2 separate regions of the Homo sapiens genome follow, and region 2 is linked to region 1. A link is an interaction called in ENCODE POLR2A ChIA-PET data of the cell type or tissue named here. Cell type or tissue: PC-9. All regions are shown on one strand.

Region 1 (8,000 bases):
TCCCGCTTCCATCACACACTCCTCACACTGCTGCTTCTCAAGCTGCACTTTTTTTTTTTTTTTTTTTTTTTTTTTTGAGATGGAGTCTCACTCTGCTGCCCAGGCTGGAGTGCAGTGGTGTGATCTTGGCTCACTGCAACCTCCGCCTCCTGGGGTTCAAGTGATTCTCCTGCCTCAGCCTCCCAAATAGCTGGGACTACAGGCACACGCCATCATGCCCAACTAATTTTTGTATTTTTAGTAGAGATGGGGTTTCACCATATTGGTCAGGCTGGTCTCGAACTCCTGACCTCAGGTGATCCACCCGCCTCAGCCTCCCAAAATGCTGGGATTACAGACCTGACTACTGTGCTGGACCGGGCATTACATTTTGAACCCACCTTCAACTGCCAACCCCAATCCACAGCTTGCTTCCCCCACGGGCTTCCACATGTCCATAAGTGGCAACTCCAGACCTTGGGATTATCTCTCTCTCACATGCCTTCATCCAAATCGTCAGCCAAACTTGGCTCTACCTGAAAAGTATATGCAGAATCCAACCACTTCTCGGCAGCTCCATCAGGAGCTCATTGTCTCTCACATTGCAGCAGCCTCCAGATAAGTGACCTGGCTTCCACTCAGCCCCATTTCAGATCGAGTCTTGATTCTGCAGCAGCCAGAGGAGTTCTTTTTAAACGTTTATCAGATCAAGTCACTCTGCTCAAAACCCTTTCCCGGGCCCCCCATTTCCAAGGCCCCACATATTCTGTATCCCATGACCTCTCTGACCTGGTCTTCCTCCTCCTCGTCTCTCTTCTCCAGCCCCACCAGCCTCTTCTGTGTTTTTTGACTGGGCATAGCCACACTCAGAGCCTTTGCATTGGCTATGGGATGCTCCATGGCCTCCTTCAGCCTTTGGTCACCTTCTCAGTGAGGCCTGCTTGCAACCCCCTCCCATGCCCGTTCCCTCCATCCCAGCACCCTATATACTCTGTGTTTTACTTATTTGCTTACTGTATCTCCTACCACTAGAACATTCTCTCTCTGACAGCAGGGTAGTGCTTACTCCTGTATCCCCACTGCTTGGCACATGGTGGGCACTTAATAAATGTGCTGAATCAGCTAGGCATTGTGGCTTATGCCTGTATTCTGAGTACTTTGTGAGGCCAAGGTGGGAGGATCACTTGAGGCCGTGGGTTTGAGGCCAGCCTGGGCAACAAAGTGAGACCCCCATCGCTACAAAAACAATATTTTAAATAAAAAAAAAAAAAAAAAAAAAAAAACAGGCGGGGTGCAGTGGCTCACAACTGTAATCCCAACACTTTGGGAGGCTGAGGTGGGCAGATTGTTTCCACCGAGGAGTTCGTGACCAGCCTGGGCAACATGGCAAAACCCCACCTCTACAAAAAGAAAAAAAAATTAGCTGGTTGTGGTGGTGTGCACCTGTAGTCCAGCTACCAGGGAGGCTGAGGTGGGAGGATCACCTGAACCCAGGAGGTTGAGGCTGCAGTAAGCTGAGATCACATCACTGCACTCTGGCCTGGGGAACAGAATGTAACTCTCTCAAAAACAAACACAAAAAATGCAAAGAACCCCCACAAGTATGAAATTAATGACTGAAGTGGAATGAAGATACATGAAAGAATTCAGAGGAATTAGATCCCCACCAACCCCTAGCCTCTTCTGCACCTCCTTTGCCTGCTGAAGCAATGTGTCCTCCCCTGAAAGACACCATGGACATCATGAAGGAGTTACCCTGTAAGAGGAAGCTAACTCTTCTCATGGCCCCTCCTCCCAATTCCTTATGATTTCCAGAGCTTTTAACTAGAGAGATATTTCAGCATGTCTGGAGACCCTTTCACAAAGTCAAGCCCAGAGCAGGAGGCTCACATATCAAAAGAGTTGCAAGACTGTTATTTTATGTTGGCCAAAATATAGAGAATATGTGTGGGAACAGACTGAAGTCCTAGACCAAGGAGATAAGAACATAAGTTTATATTGGGCTGAATTTATCAATATGGGTGCACTTAGCAAGGATTTGGATTCCATGCACCAGCTCAAGCTGTTGGGGGTTGTTCCACACGTCTATTTGGTTGGCTGAATAAAAACTGGATCCCAGCCGGGCGCGGTGGCTCACTCCTGTAATCCCAGCACTTTGGGAGGCCGAGGCGGGCGGATCACGAGGTCAGGAGATCGAGACCATCCTGGCTAACACAGTGAAATCCCGTCTCTACTAAAAACACAAAAAAATTAGCCAGGTGTGGTGGCGGGCGACTGTAGTCCCAGCTACTCCAGAGGCTGAGGCAAGAGCATGGCGTGAACCCGGGAGGCGGAGCTTGCAGTGAGCCGAGATTGCTCCACTGCACTCCAGCCTAGGCGACAGAGCGAGACTCCACAACAAAACTGGATCCCACTCAATGCAGTTAAGGTGCCAAAAGTTCCCTGATATAACACAGAGGAAAGAATCCAAAGCCTTAAGAAGATGTATTTATTTTTATTCATTCAAAATAAATGTTGAGGCCGGGCGCGGTGGCCCGCGCCTGTAATCCCAGCATTTTGGGAGGCCGAAGCAGGTGGATCACCTGAGGTCAGGAGTTCAAGATCAGACTGGCCAACATGGTGAAACCCCATCCCTACAAAAATACAAAAAGTAGCTGGGCATGATGGCGGGTGCCTGTAATCCCAGCTACTCAGGAGAGCAAGACTCCATCTCAAAAAATAAATACACACAGGCTGGGTGCAGTGGCTCATGCCTGTAATCCCAGCACTTTGGGAGGCTGAGGTGGGTGGATCACCTGATGTTAGGAGTTCGAGACCAGCCTGACCAATATGATGAAACCCTGTCTCTACTAAAAATACAAAAATTAGCCAGGTGTGGTGGCACGCACCTGTAATCCCAGCTACTCAGGAGGCTGAGACAGGAGAATCACTTGAACCTGGGAGGCGGAGGTTGTGGTGAGCCAAGGGGAAACAAGAGTGAAACTCCATCTCAAAAAAAAAAAAAATAATAATAATAATAATAATAATAATAATAATAAATACATACATAAATATATAAATGAATAAATGTTGGACTGAATTTGTCATGGACAACTCATCTTTTCCCTAACCAATCTCCTGGATTGAAGGGATTGAAGATTCAGAAGATACTCCTTTCCCCAAAGCCTTGGGAAATTCATTGCTGAGGGGTGCATCTTTAAAAAGTTTTAGTTTTAGTTTGCTATGGCTACCATGACAAAGTCCCACAAATTGAGTGTCTAAAACAACAGAAAATGTATTGTTTCACAGTTCCAGGGGTTAGAAGTCTGAGATCAGGGTGTTCGCAGGCCAATGTTCTCTCTGAAGACACTAGGTTATATTAGATTAGGGGCCATCCTACTGCAGTCTAACTTTGTCTTAACTTATTACATCTGCAATGACCTTATTTCCACATAAGGTCACATTCTGAAGTACTAGGGGTTAGAACTTCAACATATAAATTGGTGGGGGGTGCATAGTAAGCACCATGGTCACTCTTCTCCATAGGTTAGGGGTTCTAGACTCTTCTCCATAGGTTAGGGGTTCTAGACTCTTCTCCATAGGTTAGGGATTCTAGTGGGAGACACTAGAGTTGAAATGGCTCCTTGATTGCTTTTTTTTTTTTGAGGCGGAGTCTCACTCTGTCACCCAGGCTGGAGTGCAATGGCGCGATCTTGGCTCACCGCAACCTCCACCTCCCGGGTTCAAGCAATTCTCCTGCCTCAGCCTCCACCAGTAGCTAGGATTATAGGCATGCACCACCAGGCCCAGATAATTTTTTTGTATTTTTAGTAGAGACAGGGTTTCACCGTGTTGGCTAGGCTGGTCTCAAACTCCTGACCTCAAATGATCCACCCACCTCAGCCTCCCAAAGTGCTGAGATTACAGGCGTGAGCCACCGCACCAAGCCAGCTCCTTGATTTCAATGCAGATACAAGGAGTCTGGGGTGACAAGGGTCAAGCAGCAGTGTTGAGCTGCCAGAGGAGAGAGAGGAGCACAGACTGGGAATGCAGGATTTACAGGTTATCTGAATGGTCAGACCTGGAGGGATCTTTAGCAACCTGCAGGAATCTTTAGCAATAGGGACCCGATCACCAGACCCCTAGTACCAAAATAGATGGAGAGGCCAGTAGAGTCCCACCTATATAACAAGAGAGTGTGAGGTCCAACTGACAGAGACTCTACTGCAACAGAGAGGAAACCCTCACCAATTTTCTAGATAAAAATCAGTTTGCAAACTCAGGGGCCCCTGAACGAGGTGGGGCATGCACCCTTAAGGAGGGCCCTGTAAAAACAGCACAGATTCATCCTGGCATTTTCCTCACAATCTCCCCAAAGAGACCTGTGGCCACAAGCCAGGTGTGGCAGATATACTTGTGGTCTACCACAAAGCCATTTTTCACTTTTCTGTTTTTTGAGACAGAGTCTCGCTCTGTCACTCATGCTGGAGTGCAGTGGCAAAATCATAGCTCACTGCAGCCTCAACTTACTGGGCTCAAGCGGTCCTCCCCCCCTCAGACTCCTGAGTAGCTGGGATTACAGGCACGCACCACCATGCCCAGCTAAGTTTTTGATCTTTTTGTAGAGACAAGGTCTCATTATGCTGCCCAGGCTAATCTCAAATGATTACAGCCATGAGCCGCTGTACCCCACCTCATTTTTCACTTTTAATAAAATAGTTTTGCCAATACAGTGGTACGTGCTTGTAATCCCAGCTACTCAGGAGGCTGAGGCAGGAGGATCGCTTGGTCATGAGTTCATAACCAGCCAGAGCTACAGAGCAAGATCCTGTTTTTGTTTTTGCCTTTGAGAGAGGGTCTTATTTTGTCGCCCAGGTTGCAGTGGCCTGACCCCGGCTCACTGCAACCTCCAACTTCTGGGCTCAAGTATTCTCTTGTCTCAGCCTCCCAAGTAGCTAGGACTGTAGACACGTGCCACCACACTTAGTCATTTGAAAATTTTTTTTGTAGAGATAGGGTCTCATTATGCTCCCCAGGCTGGTCTCAAACTCCTGGGCTCACACAACTCTCCCACCTCGGCCTCTTAAAGCACTGGGATTACAGGTGTGAACTACTGTGTTCGGTGCAAGACCCCGTTTTTACAAAAATAAGATAAAATAGTTTCGTTTAAACAATAATGTACCCAGTAATGATCAGTCTAAACCAAATATGGCAACACTCTTCTCTGCAAGTAAGAAGTATTATATATATATTTTTAGATATAAATCCAATATTGCTGAAACCTACCTATGTCTTTGCAACAATATTTGATTCTATCCAAATATTATCTGATCCTTTCAAGCTCATTCTTATTGGTGTAAGAAAAAATGAAAATAGCCAGGTGCAGTGGCTCACGCCTGTAATCACAGCACTTTGGGCGGCCAAGGCGGGCAGATCACCTGAGGTCAGGAGTTCTAGACAAGCCTGAACAACATGAAGAAACCCCATCTCTACTAAAAATACAAAATTAGCTGGGCATGGTGGCGCATGCCTGTAATCCCAGCTACTTGGGAGGCTGAGGTAGGAGAATTGCTTGAACTCAGGAGGGGCAGGTTGCAGTGAGCGGAGATCACGCCATTGCACTCCAGCCTGGGCAACAAGAGTGAAACTCCGTCTCAAAAAAATAAAATAAAATAAAAAACAAATATCCTGTGACCCTATATGATGGCTATTATTTCCCAGTAACCCAAAATGCTACTCAACATAATAATATAATTGCCCTTTCTAGGTTATGGTACAACACTGGACCTGAAGAAAAACTCTGATATTGTTATATTTCATTCCTTTTATTGTTTTCTACTAAAATCTTCAAAACCTTCTTCCAAAAGTGCTGAGAAGCCTCAAAGGGAGTCAGGTGTCCACCCTAGGAACTCAGAGCCAAGAGACAGGTGAGGACCCCCGAAGCTGTCCCCCAGGCTCTCACCAGGCAGAGGTTAGTCACCACCTGAATCCTGCAAAGTTGCCTCTCCCTCAGACACCTTGGCATAGTTGGAGAAGGCAGAAACATAGCTGCTGGCCACCCCAAACCACCCAGAAGCAGCCCAGCGACAGCCATCCTCTGCCCTGACACACTGGGAGGAGCACAGGCGAACACCCGGCAATGCCCTGCCCCATCTTGCCCACAGAGGAGCCCCGCCTACAACCCACTTCCCGGAAAGCCAGCTCCAGGGCAGGAAGTATGGACAGCCCATGATGTTCTGAGGCATGGGAAAGAGAACACCCAGCCCCTTGTCTCCACCTTCCCGACCCCAGATGCAGGTGACAAAGACAATACCAGAATAGGCCGGGTGCAGTGGTTCACGCCTGTAATCCCAGCACTTTGGGAGGCCAAGGCGGGTGCATCACCTAAGGTTGGGAGTTCAAGACAAGCCTGACCAACATGGAAAAACCCTGTCTCCACTAAAAATATAAAAACTAGCTGGGTATGATGGTGCATGCCTGTAATCCCAGCTGCTCGGGGAGGCTGAGGCAGGAGAATTGCTTGAACCCGAGGCGGAGGTCGTGGTGAGCCAAGATCGTGCCATTGCACTCCAGCCTGGCCAACAAGAGTGAAACTCCGTCTCCAAAAAATAAAAATAAAAAAAGAAAAAGAAAATACCAAAACACTGGTCAGCATACTGTCACCACAGCCTCACGCAGCCACTACATCCTTGACCCAGCTCCCGGGGCCTCCTCCCCAAGAATGCCGCATTTGGAGCCCACATTCCCAGGGACCCCAGAATCCTTCCCTTAACAGTGCTCCACTCCAGCTGCACTGCCCCCTCCACATCTGCCTCATGTTCAGGGCCAAGGGCCCCATACCCCAGGTCAGCCCAGGGAAGACCCAGGCCGCCTGCCCATGTATGCCAGGCCAGGACTCACTCCAGGGCAGCATAATTCCTCTTCAGTGAGAGTGAACATGGGGGTGGAAGCTGAACGAAGGATCCCAACACAGACCTGCGAGGAAGACCACAGCACCAGGTGTCGACAGAGCAGGCCAGAAAAAAAACACTTCAGAAATGGAGAACTGGCTACCAAATACAACCTGAGATTATTTTTTAAAAAGTATTTATTGCAAAGAATGCTGGACACAGTGTTGCATGTGGCTGAGATTCAATACCATCCATTCTGGGGAACTCGGGAAAATATCTGCAACATGGGCACGCCAGCCAGCATGGCCGAAATGTGGCAGCCAATCAGCTACACCTCAGCCCATGCGGAGACCATGCCAGGGCAGAGGCCGGGGGGTTGCCCCCACTCATGCCCTGATCCCTGGATGTCCCTCTACCCTGTCCCCAGTCCTCGTAATGCATCCAGTCCAGCAACTCCTAACTCCCCTCTGTACACAGAGAGAAAAGGCCTCGGTGGTCTCACCTCAGATGACATCCAGAGGTACATGCACTGTTGCTGACCAAGGGAACCCACTATGGCTAACAAATGAGTGTGTCCAGGTGACAAAAGTCACCAAAACTCCAAAATACACAGAAGCAAAGGCTGCAGTCCTAATGTCCCAAAGGCATGGTCCTTGGGCTCTGGGTCTAAAGGGCTTGGGGCTCTGACAGATGAGTCTGGAAGGATCTTGCCCCGGCTCCGCCTTGGACATCTCTTAGCAGAGCAGCACACAAGGATGAGAGACCACCGGCCAGGGCCAGGGACGCTAACTTCTCTCAGGGACAGGTGGCATCTGCAGGCTGCAAAGCCCTGGGAGGCTGGAAAGATGTGCTACCCTCCAGGCACAGGCCAGGAAAGGCTCCGGACACAAAGGACTTGGGATCCAGGGGCCTGGCTTCCCCAGAGTCCACCTGTGGACAGCAGGGCACCCGATTACAAGTCCAGACACTTTCTGACCCAGCCCCACAACTTGCCAGCCAGTCTGTTTGCCAGCTGTAAACAGACTGCCCAGGCTGCCTCTCTGGGACCAAAAGAACTCAGGGGCATGACAGACACTGGACTTCACAAGGCCATTTTCACCAGACTCACGTGCACATGAATGGAAGGCTGTGCTGCGGCCGGGAAAATCCTCC
Region 2 (8,000 bases), 200 kb before region 1:
TTGGTTGGGGAGATTTGAATATGAAGTATGTATTAGAAGATGACAATGAAATAATTAGTTGTAATAAGACCTTCTGAGTATGTAAGGAAATGTCCAAACTTATTAGAGAGGAACTCTGAAGTATGTAGGAGTGAATAACATGATGTCTGAGACCTGTTTTAATATACTTCATCAAAGAAAACAGAGAAATAAAAGAATAGAGGGAGGAAATGTGGCAAAACATTACAATTTATTGAATACACATGATAGGCTTATGGGATCTATTATTGGCTCTACTTTTATGTATGTTTGAAAATGTTCATAACAAAACATTTAAAACCCTCTAAAACAGTGAGCTCTTAACTTATCTAGTTTACTTCTAAAAATAAAAAATAAAAGTGTCTTTACTTACACATTGTCCATCATACAGTTTAGTTATGTTAAGCCCTTCAAATCTGAAAGAAATTATATTTTAAAATTATTTTTGCTGTATGGTATATCATAAATTCTGACTAAATTTTACTTGATAATCTTTGGCTAAGTTTGGGAAATAAACATTCTGCTAATAATGAATTCTTGGCAAATATTTAAAAATTCTACTATATGAATTTTTATTTGTCAAAGACATTGAGTATAGAAAACATACTCAGTCTACAATAAAATACAGAAATTCAAAATAGCCTTTGAAAATTCAAGTAGAAATACAGAGGATTAGAAAAAGAATGTGTCTTAAAGTTAAAATATGCATTTAATGAAAGCTGAAACATCGCTACTGACCTTACAGAAACAAAGGATTAAAAGAGAATACTATGAACAATTGTATGTCAATAGATTAGATATTCTGGATGAAATGAACAAATTCCTAGAAACACACAAATTATCAAAACTTAATAAGAAATAAAAAGTCTCAACAGACCTATGACAAGTAAAGATACTGAATCAGTAATAAAAAATGTCCCGACAAACACCAGATGGCTTTAGTACTGAATTCTACCAAAAAAAAAATTTTTTTTTTTTTTTTTTGAGACAGAGTTTTGCTCTTGTTGCCCAGGCTGGAGTGCAGTGGCACGATCTCAGCTCACTGCAACCTCTGCCTCCTGGGTTCAAGCAATTCTCCTGCCTCAGCCTTCCAAGTAGCTGGGATTACAGGCATGCGCCACCAGGCCCAGCTAATTTTTTGTATTTTTAGTAGAGACTGGGTTTCATCATGTAGGCCAGGCTGGTCTTGAACTCCTGACCTCAGGTGATCCACCCGCTTCGGCCTCCCAAAGTGCAGGGATTACAGGCATGAGCCACTGCACCTGGCCTACCAAATATTTTTAAAAGATTTAGTACCAATCTTTCTTAAACTCTTCCAAACAATACAAGAGGAGGGAACACTTGCTACTTCATTCTATGAGGACAGCATTACCATGTTATCAAAGACAGACAAAGACATCACATAAAGGAAAACTATAGACCAATATCCCTTGTGAATACAGATGCAAAGATTCTCAGAAAAATACCAACAAATTGAATACAACCACATATTAAAAGGATTATACACCATGACAAAATGGCCTTTATCCCAAGAATTCAGAGCGTTTCAAAAAAAAAATCAGCCAATTTAATAATATCACATTAATAGAATGACAGAAAAACACTGCATGATAATACTAATTGATTCAAAACATACACACATAATATTCAACAAAATCCAACACCATTTCATAATAAAACACCCAGAAAACTAGGAATAGAAGAGAACTTCTTCAACACGATAAAGAACACTTATGAAAAACCCATAGCTAATATCGTACTCAATGGTGAAAGACTGAAAGACCTGTATAAGATCAGGAACAAGACATGAATACCTGCTTTCACCACTGAGATTCAACATTGGACTGGAAATTCTAGGCGAGCAATTAGGCAAGAAAAAGAAATAAAAGGCATCCAAATTGGAAAGGAAGAAGTAAAATGATCTCTATTCAAAGATGATATGATTCTATATGTAGAAAATCCCAAATAATTAATATAAAAATGACTAAAGCTAATAAATTCAGCAAGTTGCAGAGTACAAGATTAACAAACAAAAATCAGTTGTGTTTCTATAACTATAAATCAGCAATGAACAATTTCAAAATAAAATTAAGAAAACAATTCAGTTTACAACAGCATCCAAAAAAGAAAATACTTAGTAAGAATCCTGGAGGTGAAAGACTTGTACACTCAAAACTACAAAATTGAAACTGCTGAAAATAAATAAAGAAGGCCTAAATAAATGAATGACATCCCATGCTCACTGACTGGAAGAATTAATTTAAGATGACAATACTTCCCAAAGCAATCTACAGATTCAATGAAATCCTTATCAAAATTCCAGTGGCCTTTATATTTTGTGGAAATAGAAAAGCCAATCTTGAAATTCATATAGAATTGCAAAGGGCCCTGAGTTGCCAAAATCATCTTGAAAAAGAAACAAAATTGGAAAACTCCAAATGTCCAATTTCAAAAACTTACTATAACACTACAATAATCTTGCAGTGTCAGCTACTTGGGAGGCTGAGGCAGGAGGATTGTGTGGGCCTGGGAGTTCAAGACTGCAGTGAGCTATGACCACACCACTGCTCTCCAACCTGGGAGATGCAGTAAGACCCTGTCTCCAAAAAAAAAAAAAAAGTATAATAATCAGTGGTACTGGTACTGGTATTAGGATATAAATACAGAACAAAAGAAAAGAATCAAGGATCCAAAAATAAACTCATATATCTATGGCCAATTGATTTTCAACAAGGGTACCAAGGCCATTCAATGGGGGAAGAGGATAGTTTCTTCAACAAATAAAGCTGGGACAACTGGATAACCACATGCAAAAGAATAACATTAGACAGGGTGGGCATGGTGGCTGATACCTATAATCCCAGCACTTTGGGAGGCTGAGTCAGGCAGATGACCTGAGGTCAAGAATTTGAGACCAGCCTGGCCAACATGGTGAAACCCAATCTCTATTAAAAATACAAAAATTACCCAGGCTTGGTGGTGGGCACCTGTAATCCCAGCCACTGGGGATGCTGAGGCAGGAGAATTGCTTGAACCCAGGAGGTGGAGGTTGCAGTGAACCAAGATCGTGCCACTTCACTCCAGCTTGGGTGACAAAGTGAGACCCTGTCTCAAAAAGAAAAAAGAAAAAAGTTAGACCTCTATCTCACACCATATATAAAATTTAATTCAAAAATGGATCAATGGGGCCGGGCGTGGTGGCTCACGCCTGTAATCCCAGCACTTTGGGAGGCCGAGGTAGGGGGATCACAAGGTCAGAAGTTCGAGACCAGCCTGGCCAGCATGGTGAAACCCCGTCTCCACTAAAAATACAAAAAATTAGCTGGGCGTGGTGGTGCACACCTGTAGTCCCAGCTACTCCGGAGGCTGAGGCAGGAGAATTGCTTGAACCTGGGAGGCAGAGGTTGCAGTGAGCTGAAATCATGCCACTGCACTCCAGCCTGGGAACAGAGTCAGACTCTGTCTCAAAAAAAAAAAAAGATCAATGGGCTAAAACTACTAAACTCTTAGAAGAAAAATTAGAGGTAAATCTTTATGCCTTTGGATTTTACAGTGGTTTTTTGGGTGTAATAGCAAACGTAAGAACAACAAAAGAAAAAATAGATAAATTGATGTCATCAAAATTAAAAACTTTGTGCATCAAAGGACATTATCATGAAAGTAAAAGGCAACCTATAGAATCGGGGGAGAAATATTTGAAAATCATAGTATTTAGTATTCAAAATATATAAAGAATTCTTACAACTAAAACATAAAGACAACACAATTTTTAAAAATGGGCAAAGGACTTGAGTAGATATTTCTCCAAAAAAGTATATGGATAGCCAAAAAGTACATAAGAAGATGTCCAACCTCATTAGTCATTAGAGAAATGTAAATGAAAACTTGATGAGATACCATTTTCACACCCACAAGGATGGATATAATAATATTTTTAAAAAGTACTAGCAAGGATGTGAAGAAATTGGAACTCTCATATTTCTGGAAGAATGTAAAATGGTTCAGCCCCTATAGAAAAGTTTGATGGTTCCTCAAAAAGTTAAACACAGAATTACCATATAACTCAGCAAATTCCACCCCTAGGTATATAACCAGAAGGCTGAAAACAGGTACTCAAATAAATACTTGTACACAAATGTCTATAAGAGCACTCTTCACAATAGTTAGACATGGAAACAACCCAAATTTCCTTCAATGAATAAATAAAAAAATTGTGGTATATACACATAATGGAAAACTATTCAGTAATACAAAAAGAAATGAAGATATATGCCACACTGTGGATGAACCTCAAAATGATTATGTAAGTGAAAGAAGCCAGACACAAAAGATCATAGGTTGTATAATTCCAGTTATGTGAAATATACAGAATAGTAAATCTGTAAAAACAGAAAGTCTATTGCTAGTTGCCAGGAACTGTGGGGAGGAGGGAATGGGAAGTTAACTGCTTAATGGACATGAGGTTTTATTCTGGAGTGACAAAAATGTTTTGAAAGTAATAAAGGTGGCAGTTTTATAACATTGTAAATGTACTAAATGCTACCAATTTGTTCACTTTAAAATGGTTCATTTTATGTCATATGAATTTTACCTCAATCTTTAAAAATATGCATTTGCACCCATTTATAGTTATAAGAACTTTGATAAGTTGCTCCCCTCAGGTCTCAGTGTCTTCATTCAAAAGTGAGCCCTTTTGCTTGGACAGTGAAAATGGAGAAGTAAGAATCTTTAAAATTTCCTCCACGAAAGCAACAAGAACACTGGCAAAAATGGTCAGAATCAAGTTTTCCAGAATTCTGGGAATTAAAAAAAAAAAAATCAAACCATGCAGCAATCCAAGGAACATCTATTGAAGAAAAATTGCTGCTTCTCAGTAAGAATAGTGAGTTTCATGGCATTTTATCTTGCTCTGGACCCATCTGCAGCATTCCCAGTTCCATGGTAGTAATGAAAAACAACCACCCACAATCATAGTGAAAACCAGCAGCCTGGCAGCATCTGGAGGGAGAAGACTGGTGTTGGAATGCCTTCAATGCACCATTACCAGAGAATTGTCATTATTTGACCTGTCTGGGTGGTTCTCTGAAAGACCCATTTGCAAAGCTTTTATTTGACCATACTCAAACCTCTCTTGGTGCAAACAGCCTTTTCCCTGGGAAAATTTGTTGAAAACAATCAGAGGCAACTGTTTAACATCATGGCTGCTGCACAGTGTGTAACAGTTGTGAAAAACAATAGGTTAACCAAGAGCTTAAAAGTAAGTTAGGCAATGAGATGTCCATAGGAGGTTTTGAAAAGCTCTAACATGTTACTGGAAATACAGAAGGCCTTGCAGCCAGTGTAAGGCTTTCTGCATGCTCAGAAAAGACCAGAGAAAGTCCCAACATCTCATCTCTAACTAATCTTGTGGGTCTGTGCAAACATCCAGTGACCACTAAAGTGTAGCTTTAAACTGCCTGGTTGAGTAGAGACATGCCTCAGTGCACACACAAAGTTTTTGTTGTCAAAGACTGGGAGATTTATTGGTTCCAGCCATTTAAGGAAATTTTTTTCCAATCATTAGCTGATAATAAGATAATGAGTAGGACCAGATCAATGGCCATACATGACAAAAAATGCATACTTTACAGGATTATTTCAGAAGTCACTAAACTAACACATGGCAACAACAACAAATAACAGCAACAAACCTTGGATAGAGGTGAGAATCTGATTTCCAGAGTTGCCACATTATATTATTCAAAATATTCAATTTTCAACAAAATAGTCATGGCACGTACAAAGGAAAAGAAAGTATGGCTCGCATATAGGATAAAAGTCAGTCAATGGAATCTGTCACTGAGGAAGCCCAGATGTTGGACTTACAAGACATTTTAAATCAGCTATTTTACTTATGTTTAAAGAACTGGGCCGGGTGTGGTGGCTCACTCCTGTAATCCTAACACTTTGGGAGGCTGAGGCAGGTGGATCACTTGTGGTCAGGAGTTCAAGACCAGCCTGACCAACATGGTGAAATCCTGTCTTTACTAAAACTACAAAAATTAGTGGGGCTTGATGGCACAAGCCTGTAATCCCAGCTACTTGGGAGGCTGAGATAGGATAGTTGCTTGAATCCAGGAGGCAGAGGTTGCAGTGAGCCGAGATCATGCCACTGCACTCCAGCCTGGGTAACAGAGTAAGACTCCATCTCAAAAAAAAAAAAAAAAAAAAAAAAGAACTGAAGGAAACTGTATGTAAAGAACAAAGAACTAAAGGCAAGTATGAGAATGATGTCTCACCAAATAGCGAATATCAATAAAGAGACAGAAAAAATTTTCCAAGAACCTGAATAAAAATTCTAAAGTTGAAAATTACAATGACCTAGAATGAAAAATTCCCTGGAGGGGCTCATATAAGATTTGAGCAGACAGAAGAAAGAGTCAAATGTGCTTGAAGATAGACCAATGAATAGTAACCAGTTTGAGGAAAAGAAAGAAAAATAATTATGAAGAAAAAAGAACAAAATGGGTTAAAATGCCTCACATAACCAATAAGATAAAACTCAATTCAAATTGGGAAAAAAATGAATATAGCCACAGAGAAGTGTGGGACACTGTCAAGGGCATCAACATATACATAAAGGGAATCCCTCAAGGAGAGGAGAATACTTGGAAAAATAATGGCTGAAATTCCCCAAGTTTGATGAAAAACTTCATCCAGTAAGTTCAAAAAACTTACAATAGGATGCATTCTAATAGAGCCACACATAGACAAATCATTATAAAATTGCCAAAAGACAAAGGCAAAGAGAGAATCCAAAAAGCAGAAAGGGAGAAGTGAATATCACATGTAAATGATCCTCATACTGCTTCTAGCCTCCATGAATTCTGATGAATTCATGTGATTCCTCCATCAGGAGTCATGGAAGCTGGAAGCAGTGGGATGACAGTCAAAATGCTGAAAGAAAATGAGAGGTGGCCAGGCACGGTGGCTCACACCTATAATCCCAGCACTTTGGGAGGTGGAGGAGGGTGGACTGCTTGAGCTCAGGAGTTCAAGACCAGCCTGGGCAACATGGTGAAAACCTGTCTCTACCAAAAATACAAAAACAAATTTAGCTGAACATGGTGGGGTGTGCCTGTAGTCCTAGCTACTCAGAAGGCTGAGGTGGGAGGATCACTTGAGCCCAGGAGGTCGAGGCTGCAGTGAGCCACAATCATGCCACTGCACTCCAACCTGGGTGACAGAGTGAGACCTGGTCTCATAAATAAATGAATAAATAAAAGAAAAATAAAAAAAGAAAATGACAGTCAACCAAGAATTCTATGCCCACCAAACTATTCTTCAGAAAGAAAGGTGAAATTAAGATATGTCTAGATAAAGAAGAATTGAGGCAATTTGTTGCTAGCAGACCTACAAAATACTAAATAGTCCTTCAGGCTAAAATGAAAGGATCATAAGCAGAAACTTGAATTCATGTGAAGAAATAAAGAGCCAGTTAAAGTAACTATATAGGAAAATAATAGACAGTATAAACATATTTTTGTTTGTAAATCTTTCTCTCCTAAGAGGCAACTGCATAAAACAATTATAAATCTGTGTGAATGGGTGTACAATGAATAAAGCTGTAATTTGTATAACAAAAACAGTTCAAAGAAGGATGGGGAGAATGGAGCTATTTAAGAACAGCATTTTTTGGCTGGGTGTAGTGGCTCATGCCTGTAATCCCAGCACTTTGGGAGGCCGAGGCAGGCTGATCACCTGAGGTTAGGAGTTTGAGACCAGCCTGGCCAACATGGTGAAACCCCATCTCTACAAAAATACAAAAATTAGCTAGGTGTGTTGGTGTGCGCCTGTAATCCCAGCTACTCGGGAAGCTGAGGCAGGAGAATCACTTGAACCCAGGAGGCAGAGGTTGCAGTGAGCCGAGACCACAGTATTGCACTCCAGCATGCGCAACAAAAGTGAAACTACATCTCAAAAAATAAAAAAAAAGGAGCATT

The links. ChIA-PET counts read pairs that join two places held together with the same protein. Peaks named below come from ENCODE experiments on the same cell type or tissue, not always from the same donor. Only the 100,000 strongest peaks of a DNase experiment are listed, where the experiment ranks them.
Region 2: POLR2A ChIA-PET joins it to region 1 with 21 read pairs; 4 of 35 experiments call an interaction of 5 or more read pairs at or near these places.

What each region holds. Positions count from the first base shown.
Region 1 is chr3:48,510,657-48,518,656 of GRCh38, forward strand. PFKFB4 (6-phosphofructo-2-kinase/fructose-2,6-biphosphatase 4) reads right to left here. Exons shown (of 14, transcript NM_004567.4): 14 at 7,028-8,000. Among named protein-coding and RNA genes, the nearest start is that of SHISA5, 10 kb to the left of the region's middle. RefSeq lists a silencer at 487-687. In PC-9, no CTCF peak of the experiment used is centred here; a DNase peak (open chromatin) is centred at 3,995.
Region 2 is chr3:48,309,513-48,317,512 of GRCh38, forward strand. It overlaps SPINK8 (serine peptidase inhibitor Kazal type 8 (putative)), which reads right to left. Exons shown (of 8, transcript NM_001080525.3): 7 at 392-434. MIR2115 (microRNA 2115) reads right to left here and starts at 6,947; the gene lies at 6,848-6,947. In PC-9, no CTCF peak of the experiment used is centred here; no DNase peak of the experiment used is centred here.